Linked DNA regions of Homo sapiens: region 1 is linked to region 2. Evidence: read pairs that join two places in POLR2A ChIA-PET (ENCODE). Cell type or tissue: OCI-LY7. All regions are shown on one strand. Links, peaks and the distances in the headings refer to the core of each region. The heading gives the core; the rest is flanking DNA.

Region 1 (5,367 bases), core at 281-5,280, 160 kb after region 2:
AATAGAATCCATTTCACAAGGCTTTCGGGAGTGAGATGACATCAGGCATGTAGCAATGGTATGTGGCCCCCTGCTTGGAACTCGGGAAGTGCTGGTTGAGAAGCATTTAGTGGCATCGGTGTTATTTTCATCACAATTCGTCCTCCCCAAGGTGCCCCGCGCCTGCCCAGCCCGTGCTCAGCCCAGGGCCCAGAGCCGAGGAGCCCGGGTGCTCATTGATATTCTGGCCACCAGCATCCTTACCGGGCCTGAGTAAACCTAACCCGCGTCTATCGCCAGATCTGGTAATTAATACCCTTGACGGTTTTTATTGGAATGAAGCAGGATCTGTGCATGACTTGGTTTTTAATTAATAACCAGCCTCCCTCCACACGTCCCTCCCGTCCCCCAAGTGCCCTTGAGGACAGGATGAGGTGTGGGCAGGGGCGGGGGGGCAAGTCACCAGGGCCTGGTTCAGTTGTCTCTGAAGGGGAGGTGCAGGGCAGGGCACAGGGAGGCAGCCCTGGGGTCATTTGCCATCAGATGCCCCAGACATTGGGCAGGATGGAGGAGCTGGTTCTCAGCTGGGCTAGGTCCAGTGATGTTCTGAACACAGCTTCTGACCTCAGGGAACACGTAGTCTAAGACATCCAAACCCACAGACACCTAAATCCCAAGAGCATGTGCTACAGGAGAAGCCTCTGGAAGGTGCTGGAGAAACAGCAAACCCAGGGCAGGCGCAGTGGCTCACATCTGTAATCCCCACATCTTGGGAGGCCGAGGTGGGTGAATCACTTGAGGTCGGGTGTTCGACACCAGCTTGGCCAACATGGTGAAAACCTGTTTCTACTAAAAATACAAAATATATATGTATATAAAATAAAAAATAATTAGCTGGGCATGGTGGTGCATGCCTGTGATCCCAGCTACTCGGCAGGCTGAGGCAGGAGAGTCACTTGAACCCGGGAGGCAGAAGTTGCAGTGAGCCGAGATAGCGCCACTGCACTCTAGCCTGGGTGACAGAGTGAGACTCTGTCTCAAAATAAATAAATAAATAAATATATATATATATATATATATATATATATATATATATAAATTAGCCAGGTATGGTGGTGCATGCCTGTAATTCCAGCCACTTGGGAGGCTGAGGCAGGAGAATTGCTTGAACCCGGGAGGTGGAGGTTGCAGTGAGCCAAGACTGCACCACTGCACTCCAGACTGGGTGACAGAGCGAGACTCCATCTAAAAAACAACAGAAAAAAAAAAAAAAAACCAAAGCCAGGCAACCAGCTTGGCCTGGAGACATCAGAAAGTGCCTTTGAGCCGGGGCTTGAAAGATGATGTCGCTGTTCTGGTGACAAAGAGGAGCTGATGTTCTAGGCGGCAGGAATGGCCTGTGCTAAGGCTCAGAGTCAGGGTGAGGCTGGGGGATCCGAAGGGAGGTGCTGGCAGATGGAGCTCCTGGTAACAGTGAGATGTGGTAGGAGATGAGACTAAGAGACCCAGCAGGACAGGCCTTAAGTGCAGGACTAAGAGGCCTGGCTTTATCCTGAGGGCAATGGGGAGCCTTAGCAGGTTATATACAGAGTATTGACATGGTCATATCTGATTAAAAAAATGTTTTAAATATTTTTATATGAGACAGGGCCTTGTTCTGTCACCCGGGCTGGATGCAGTGGTGTGATCTCAGCTCATTGAAGCCTCCACCTCCTAGGCTCAAGTGATCCTCTGGCCTCAGACTCCCGAGTAGCTGAGAATACACATACTTACTACCACACCCGGCTAATTGTTGTATTTTATTTTGTAGAGACCGGGGGTCTCTGTTGCCCAGGCTGGTCTTGAATTCCTGGGCTCAAGTGATCCTCCCGAAGTGCTGGGATTACAGGTGTCAGCTACCAATCTGATTGTTAGATTTGTTGCTTGGGTGTCCACAATGTGAAAGGGCCGTACCGCAGGAACTAGAGCGGGCAGGAGTGCAGTGGGGGTCACAGACTGTTAGAGCCAGGGTCCATGCTCAGGCTGCAAGGCCTGATGACCCTTCAGGGGCCCAGGAGCCTGGACCTCATAGGACAAAGGGCCTGGCATCCTCTCTCCAATCCCAAACTTAACTCCTTCCTCTAGACATTTTTTTTTTTGAGACAGAGTCTCGCTCTGTTGCCCAGGCTGGAGTACAGTGGCACAATCTCAGCTCACCGCAACCTCTGCCTCCCGGATTCAAGTGATTCTCCCGCCTCAGCCTCCTGAGTAGCCTCCTGAATAGCTGGGATTACAGGCACGCACCACCACGCCCAGCTAATTTTTAGGAGGGACAGGGTTTTGCCCAGGCTGGTCTCGAACTCCCAGGTTCAAGCGATCCACCCACCTCTGTCTCCCAAAGTGCTGCGATTACAGGCGTGAGCCACCGCGCCCAGCCCCTCTTGCTATTTTTAACGTAGCCACCTTGTTGAGGTCCAAATGAGCATTTCCAATCCAGGCTCCTTTGCATAATTTCCCTCAATTAACATTTCTGAGGTGCCAAAGAAGACAGCAACCCCCACCTCCCCAGGTTGGGACCCCCCCACCTCCCCGCCACCAACCCTGGGAGAAACCCAGCTTCTCAGGAGAAGGGCACACTCCCTTCGTTCCGGAGGCTCAGTCGCAGGCACAGCTTGTGGAGCCTGATTGAGCCCAGGAAAATTGCTTGAACCCGGGAGGTGGAGGGTGCAGTGAGCTGAGATCTCGCCACTGCACTCCCACCTGGGCAAAAGAGCAAGACTCTGTCTCAAAAAAGAAAAAAAAAAACAAAAACAGCAAAGCCAGAAGCAACCAGCTTGGCCTGGAGGCACCAGAAAGGGCCTTTGAGCCAGGGCTTGAAAGATGATGTAAAGCCAGGCGCGGTGGCTCACGCCTGTAATCCCAGCACTTTGGGAGACTGAGGTGGGTGGATCACGAGGTCAGGAGTTCGAGACCAGCCTGGCCAATATGGCGAAACCCCATCTCTACTATAAATACAAAAAAAATTAGCCAGGCGTGGTGGTGCGTGCCTGTAGTCCCAGCTACTCAGGAGGCTGAGGCAGGAGAATTGCTTGAACCTGGGAGGCAGAGGTTGCAGTGAGCCTAGATTGCGCCACTGTACTCTAGCCGGGGCAACAGAGTGAGACACTGTCTCAAAAAAAAAAAAAAGAAAGTTGATGTAGCTGTCCCGGTGACCTTTGCCTCTCTGGGCCTCCGTTTCCCTATCAGTGAATTAAGGGGGCTGGGTGGTGTGATCACTACAGAGCTTTGCTCACTTCTGGCTCAGAAACCACACATGATCTCCTTAGCCCCACAACAAATGTGTAAGGGTAAAGTGCATGATGAGCACATTTAACAGATGAGGACATGGAGACTCAGAGAAGGGGAGACATTTGCCCAAGGCCATTCAGGGCTTCAGTGCTGGAATTAGACCTGGTCCCTGTATCTCACACAGCAGGATCATGTAGGCTTTACGAGCTCCTGGAGTATTTGGGGAAAGCAGATCCTCACGGGAGTACAAGAAGAGGAAAAGTGGGGCAAGCCAGGGCCATGGTCCCTGAGGGCTGGGGCCACCAGGAAACATTTCCATTCTGTTCTCCAGATGTCAGCCTCAACCTGCCTCCTCCAGGAAGTCATCCTAGATTTCTTGCTTCTCTGAGCTACTTCCTCCCTTCCTGTCTCCATTGACCACATGACTTGAGCCTCTCAGATGGTTCCCTTCTCCTAGGAAGCTCCCATCTCCCTCCCTGGACTGTGGCTTCATCAAGAGTTAGTATGGAGGCTGGGCGCAGTGGCTCACGCCTGTAATCCCAGCACTTTGGGAAGCCAAGGTGGGAGGATTGCTTGAGCCCAGGAGTTCCAGACCAGCCTGGGCAACATAGCGAGACCCTCATCTCAATTAAAAGAAAAAAAAAAAAAGAAGTTGCCGGGCACGGCAGCTCACTCCTGTAATCCCAGCACTTTGGGAGGCCGAGGCGGGTAGATCGCTTGAGGTCAGGAGTTCGCGACCAGCCTGGCCAACATGGTGAAACCCCGTCTCTACAAAAAAAATCAGCTGGGCATGGTGATGCATGCCTGTAATCTCAGCTACTCGGGAGGCTGAGGCACAAGAATTGCTTGAACTTGAGAGGTGGAGTTTGCAGTGAGCTGAGATCGAGCCACTGCACTCCAGCCTGGGTGACAAAGTGAGACTCCGTTTCAAGAAAAAAAACAAAAAAGAGTTAGGATGGACTTCCTTCCTTCCTTCCTTCCTTCCTTTCCTCCCTTCCTTCCTTCTTCCTCCCTCCCTCCTTCCCTCTTTCCCTCCCTCCCTCTTTTTTTTCTTCTCTCTCTCTCTTTTTCTTGACAAAGTCTTGCTCTGTCACCCAGGCTGTAGTGCAGTGGTGCAATCTCAGCTCACTGCAGCCTCGACCTCCTAGGTTCAAGTGATCCTCCCACCTCGGCCTCCCAAGTAGCTGGGACTAGTGGTGGACATCACCATGCACACCTAATTTTTTATTTTTTGTAGATACGGGTCTCACTATGTTGCCCAGGCTGGTCTCAAACTCCAGGCCTCAAGTGATCCTCTCACTTTGGCCTCCCAAAGTGCTTGGATGACAGGTTTAAGCCATTGCACCCAGCCATGTCCCTTTCTTTCTCAGCCCCTGTGCCTCCTAGTCCCATATGTGGCCTGGCACAGAGCTGGGCAAACAGGACTGGCTGTCCCTGAATACCTGCATTTCCTTTTTTAAAAAAATTATTATTATCATTATTATTATTTAGATACAGGGTCTTGCTATGTTGCCCAGGCTGGTGTCAAACTCCTGAACTCAAGCGATCCTCCCATCTCAGCCTCCCAAAGTGCTGGGATTACAGATTATAGGGGGACCTTAATAACTCCACATGTGCTGGACACAGGCATGATGCCTGGCCAGTGGGCGCTGACACAGGTCACCTTTCCTCAGCAGGGCTGGGCACTCCCAGAGGGCAGGGACTGTGTTGTCTTCCCTATGTGACCCACGACTCCTTCCCCGGGAGTTCCCTGTGTGGGGCTGAAGTGACTGTTGGTGCTCCATAAGGCACCTGGGGATCTGAAGTCACTTTGCTTCTGAGGTCCATGTCTCCGCTAGCATCACATAGAGCACCTGCTTCGGGCAGGGCACAGTGGCAGACCCTGGGCACAGAGGAAACAGATCTGTTCTCTCGGAGGGAGTCTGGCTGAATGCCGGGGGAACCTCAACCACTGGGGGGTGGAGTTGCCAACCAAACACATCCCAGCTACAAGCCTGAGGCATCCCGTCCCCAGCCTCATGGAGGATTCCCAGCCAGACCCATCCCCAGCTGCCCCCAAAGTTCACCTGCTCATAAACGCACTCTTTATGATTGTTTGTTTTTGTTTTTTTTGAGACAGAG
Region 2 (5,367 bases), core at 86-5,085:
CACCACCCCCGGGAGGAGGGCTTGGTGTGCTGACCCTGACCACAGGCACTGACCGTATTTCTCGTTGAAGAGTTCCTTCACCTGCTCCCGCAGGATCACCTTCTCCCCGAGTCTGTTGGCGTCATCTTCATCTACAAGAGGAAGACAAGGGGGCATGAGAGTTGGCACCAGCTTAGCCACTGGACCTGCTGCTTCTCCCACCAGGCGTCCCTGATCTGCCAAAACATTACATTCTCTGCAGGGCCGACCCACTCCTATATAGCTGTTTTTTTTTTTTTCCTTTTGAGACAGAGTCTCGCTCTGTTGCCCAGGCTGGAGTGCAGTGGCGTGATCTCAGCTCACTGCAACCTCTGCCTTCTGGGTTCAAGCGAATTCTCCTGCCTCACCATCCCAAGTAGCTGGGATCACAGGCACGTGCCACCATGCCCAGCTAATTTTTGTATTTTTAGTAGAGATGGGGTTTCACCATGTTGCCCAGGCTGGTCTCAAACTCCTGGCTCAGGTGATCCACCCGCCTCAGCCTCCCAAAGTGCTGGGATTACAGGTGTGAGCCACTGTGCCTGGCTGCAGCTGGTTTCTAGCATCAGTTATTGGTCTGTCCCTCCATCCATTTTTCTTTTTTTGAGACACGGTCTTGCTCTGTCACCCAGGCTGGAAGGCAGCAGTGGATCATAGATAGCTCACGGCAGCCTCCAACTCCCAGGCTCAAGTGATCCTCCCACCTCAGCCTCCTGAGTAGCTGGGAATAAAGATGTGTGCCACCATGCCTAATTTTTTAAAGTTTTTGTACAGATGGAGTCTCGCTATGTTTCCCAGGCTGAAGTGATCCTCTTGCTGGCCTCAAGTGATCCTCTTGCTTTGCCCTCCCAAAGTTCAGGAATTACAGATGTGAGCCACGGTGGCCAGCCCATCCCACATTTTTTTATCAGTGTCCCCAGCACAGGCCCTGTGTTGGGCACAAAACAACCTAAAGAGAAGAGGCAGGGCTGCTTCCCTGAGGGGCTCCCAGCCAGAGGGGGTGTCATCTGGTCACTAAAGTACAACAGGACACACTTAGGAGACAAGGGGCATGAATGAGGGTGCCCACCCTCTGTGGGCAAGTCTGGGGAGACCTCCCCCAAGAGAGAAGGATGCTTGAATGGGCTCTCAAGGCCTGACATGGTGGCTCATGCCTATAATCCCAGCACTTTGGGAGGCAGAGGCAGGCAGATTACTTGAGGCCAGGAGTTCGAGACCATTCTGGCCAACATGGTGAAACCCCGTCTGTACTAAAAATACAAAAAGATTAGCTGGGCATGTGGCGGGCACCTGTAGTCCCAGCTACTCAGGAGGGTGAGGTAGGAGAATCACTTGAGCCTGGAAGGTGGAGGTTGCAGTGAGCAGAGATCACGTCACTGCAGTCCAGCCCGGGAGACAGAGACCTGTCTCAAACAAAAATGAAAACAAACAAACAAACAAAAAATGGGCTCCAAAAAGGCAGGTAGGAGTTTGTGAAGGACGGAGTGGCAGTGGGAAGCCACCAGGACAGAAGGACCAGCCATGCATAGGCACTCAAGCGTGAAAGATCTTGTGTTGGCTGGGTGCGGTGGCTCACGCCTGTAACCCCAGCACTGAGGGAGGCTGAGATTGGCAGATCACCAGAGGTCAGGAGTTTGAGACCACCCTGGCCAACATAGCGAAACCCCGTCTCTACTAAAAATACAAAAATTAGCCGAGTGTGGTGGCGGGCACCTGTAATCCCAACTACTCAAGAGATTGAGACAGGAGAACTGCTTGAACCCAGGAGGCGGAGGTTGCAGTGAGCTGAGATCGCGCCACTGCACTCCAGCCTGGGCAACAAGAGCGAAACTCCGTCTCAAAAAAAAAAAAAAAAAAGAAAAGAAAAGAAAAAAAGAAAAAGATCCCATGTCCTGGAAGTGGCTGAACTTTGGGGTGGTACAGGGGAGATGACTGATGGGCCTAGTGGGGTCCATGCACAGGGGCCGGTGTCACTGTGCTGGGCTGTTGGAAATCCCCTGACCGCTCGCTGACCAAGGTCTGTGAATGGGAAACAGACCGTGTCTGGGAGTGTGGGGGCCGTGCATTCTCCCTGCTCACTGCCCAGGTAACCGTCACGGCCTATCTGCTGCTTGAGCCCTGGTGTGCTCTGCTCTCCCCTCCCTGTAGCCTAGAGGAGCTGCTGGAGTCAGTTAGCCCTGGAGATGGGGCCTGAGCTGGGCTGTAAGGCTGAGTGGGGGTTGGGCTGGAGATGGGGTCTGGGGCAGAGCTCTGCAGCAGCCTGTGGGCTTGTGCCAGGGTTGAGGACGGGGCTGGGATTGCAGGAAGGGTGGTTTGCATGTCCAACAGGAAATCTCCTCTCTGAGAAGCGTGGGGTCACATGGGCTGGGCCTCTTGGGGCAGGCGGGTTCGGTAAGGGTGAGATGTTGTGGGGTGGAGCTAGACGCAGGCAGGGAGCCAGGGCCGGATGATTCAGGGCAGAGCAGACTGATGGGTCTTTGGAGCAAAATGACTCCTGTTTTTTTTTCTTTTTGTTTTTCCAAGACAGAGTCTCACTCTGTTGCCCAGGCTGGAGTGCAGTGGCACGGTCTCGGTTCGCTGCAACCTCTGCCTCCCAGGTTCAAGCCATTCTCCTGCGTCAGCCTCCTGAGAGCTGGGACTACAGGCGCCTGCCACAACGTCCGGTTAATTTTTGTATATTTAGTAGAGATGGGGTTTTGCCATATTGGCCAGGGTGGTCTCAAACTCCTGAGCTCAGGTGATCTGCCTGCCTCGGTCTCCCAAAGTGCTGGGATTACAGGCGTGAGCCACTGTGCCCAGCCTGACTCCTGTTTTTTGAGACAGGGTCTCACCCTGTTTCCCAGGTTGGAGTACAGTGGTGCCATCATAGCTCACTGCAGCCTTGAACTCTTTGGCTCAAGCAATCCTCCCCACTCAGCCTCTCAAGTAGCTGGGGCTCCAGGCATGAATCACCATGCCAGACTAAGTTTTTTTAAAATTTTTTGTAGAGAGAGTCTCTCTCTGTTGCACAGGCTGTTCTCGAACTCCTAAGCTCAAGCGATCCTCCTGTCCGCAGCCTCCGAAAGTGCTGGGATTACAGTTGTGAGCCACTGTGTCTGGCTCTTTTAATCTTGAAAACTCTGGGAAGAGCTCACTTCTGTTTAGGAGGCTGCCTTGGGAACTGCATCTCCTGGCGTGGTGCTCTGTGCTGCTTAGAGTCTGCTGACCCCGTCTGGGTGGCTTGGCCTCCCGTGCGCAAGCTGCCAGAATGGAGGCCCTGTTCCCCATGTGGGGGTTGCCCCAAAGAGCAGGGAGCTTCCCACAGGACAGAGGCTGGGCACCTGCTTGGCCTGGTTCCTCCTTTTCCCAGGGCTCCAACACCCACCACCTCAGGTCCTCCCAAACCCTGCAGGTCCCTGGCCTGGTCCGTCCACACCCACACTCAGCAATCTCTGCACATCTCTGAGTTGCTGATCTGTCTTCAGGCACGGCCCGCCAGCCCCCCTGCGTGCCCAGAGACACTGCAAACATCAGCCATTCCAGACAACGTCCTCCTCCCGTGTCCCTATCTCGTGGAGTAATGCCTCTAATTCAGCCACACAAAGACCCCACGCTCCACATCCCCTAGAACCCTCGTCTTCTCCTGTGACCCAACACGGGCCTTCCTTTCAGGACTAGGATGTGGGAAGAATCAAGGCCACCCTTGTCCAAATCCATGCAGACAACAGTGATGGAGTCCTGGGCCCAAGGACCAGCTCCTAGAGCCTGCAGGGAAGCAACAGCACATTCCATCTGTCCCCATGCCACTGAGGAATCTTTGGTGGCAGGATTCTCAGCAGGCATGGCCATGCATGCACAGAACAGAGAAAGGATGGCCTGGATCACACACATCACTGTGTGCAGATGCTTTCCTAGACACTGCAGCCAAAGACACAGAGGCTCAGAGAGGTAAAGAAACTTGCCCAAGGTCACACAGCCTCTAAGCACCAGGAGTACTCTGTGTCAACCCCAAAGCCCTGGTCTTTCCACTCTACCATGAGCCCTGGGTTTCCTGAGGTCTCAGATTCCTCTACAGTTTCTTTCTTTTTCTTTTTTTTTTTGGAAGAGTCTTGCTCTGTCACCCAGGCTGGACTGGAGTGCAGTGGTGCGATCTTGGCTCACTGCAACCTCTGCCTGCTGGGTTCAAGTGATTCTCCTGCCTCAGCCTCTCGAGTATCTGGGATTACAGGCACCCACCATCACACCTGGCTGATTTTTGTATTTTTAGTAGAGATGGGGTTTCACCATGTTACTCAGGCTGGTCTCCAACTCCTGGCCTCAGGTGATTCGCCCACCTCGGCCTCCCAAAGTGCTGGGATTACAGACGTGAACCACCATGCCCAGGCTCCCCTACAGTAGCTGTAGAAAGAAGGCTTAATCTTTAAGATAGTTTCCTCTAATCTGTTGCTCTCAGCCCACAATGCCACACCTCTGTCTTCTCCTGTGTCGGGACAGAGCGAGACTCAAAGTCAGAGCTCTACGAAACCTGCAGGACAGAAAGAAGCTTAGCAGGCCTCTCAAAGACGAGGCCCAGACCGGGCACGGTGACTCACGCCTATAATCCCAGCACTCTCAGAGGCCGAGGCAGGTGGATCACTTGAGGTCAGGAGTTCCAGACCAGCCTGGCCAACATGGTGAAACCCCGTCTCTACTAAAAATACAAAAAATTAGCTGGGCGTGGTGGTGCATGCCTGTAATCCCAGTTACTCAGGAGGCTGAAGCAGGAGAATCCCTTGAACTGGGAGGTGGAGGTTGCAGTGAGCTGAGATTGCGCCACTGCACTCCAGCCTAGGCGACAGAGCAAGACTCCGTCTCAAAAAAAAAAAAAAAAAAAACACCAAACAGGCTGGGCGCGGTGGCTCACATCTGTAATCCCAGCACTTTGGGAGGCCGAGGTGGGTGGATCACCTGAGCTCAGAAGTTCGAGACCAGCCTGTCCAACGTGGTGAAACCCCGTCTCAACTAAAAGTACAAAATTTAGCCAGGCGTGGTGGCAGGTGCCTGTAATCCCAGCTACTCCGGGGGCGGAGGCAGGAGAATCGCTTAAACCTGGGAGGCGGAGGTTACAGAGAGCCAAGATCGCGCCATCGTACTCCAGCCTGGGGGACAAGAGCGAGACTTCATCTCAAAACAACAACAACACACAAAAAACCCAAACAAACAAAAAACATGGGACCCCAAACTTACTATGCCAAAGGGAAATGTTAAGCTTGGGAACTGAGTCACGCAATAGCCTTTTGTTCCTAAACAGATGGCTGCAAGATAGAAGGCCACCTAGCTCCCCTGGTGGCCTCCCTCACCCTGGCCATGTAAATTCACAGCTTATCTTCA

Evidence for each region. Peaks named below come from ENCODE experiments on the same cell type or tissue, not always from the same donor. Only the 100,000 strongest peaks of a DNase experiment are listed, where the experiment ranks them.
Region 1: POLR2A ChIA-PET joins it to region 2 with 13 read pairs; 4 of 35 experiments call an interaction of 5 or more read pairs at or near these places.

Annotation. Positions count from the first base shown.
Region 1 is chr7:74,424,291-74,429,657 of GRCh38, reverse strand. No RefSeq gene overlaps it. Among named protein-coding and RNA genes, the nearest start is that of GTF2IRD1, 27 kb to the left of the region's middle. RefSeq lists an enhancer at 1-38. In OCI-LY7, for the core only: no CTCF peak of the experiment used is centred there; no DNase peak of the experiment used is centred there.
Region 2 is chr7:74,584,615-74,589,981 of GRCh38, reverse strand. GTF2IRD1 (GTF2I repeat domain containing 1) reads right to left here. Exons shown (of 27, transcript NM_005685.4): 23 at 54-131. Among named protein-coding and RNA genes, the nearest start is that of MIR10525, 8.7 kb to the left of the region's middle. RefSeq lists enhancers at 1,899-2,058, 2,079-2,128, 1,608-2,194, 2,195-2,782. In OCI-LY7, for the core only: no CTCF peak of the experiment used is centred there; a DNase peak (open chromatin) is centred at 2,371.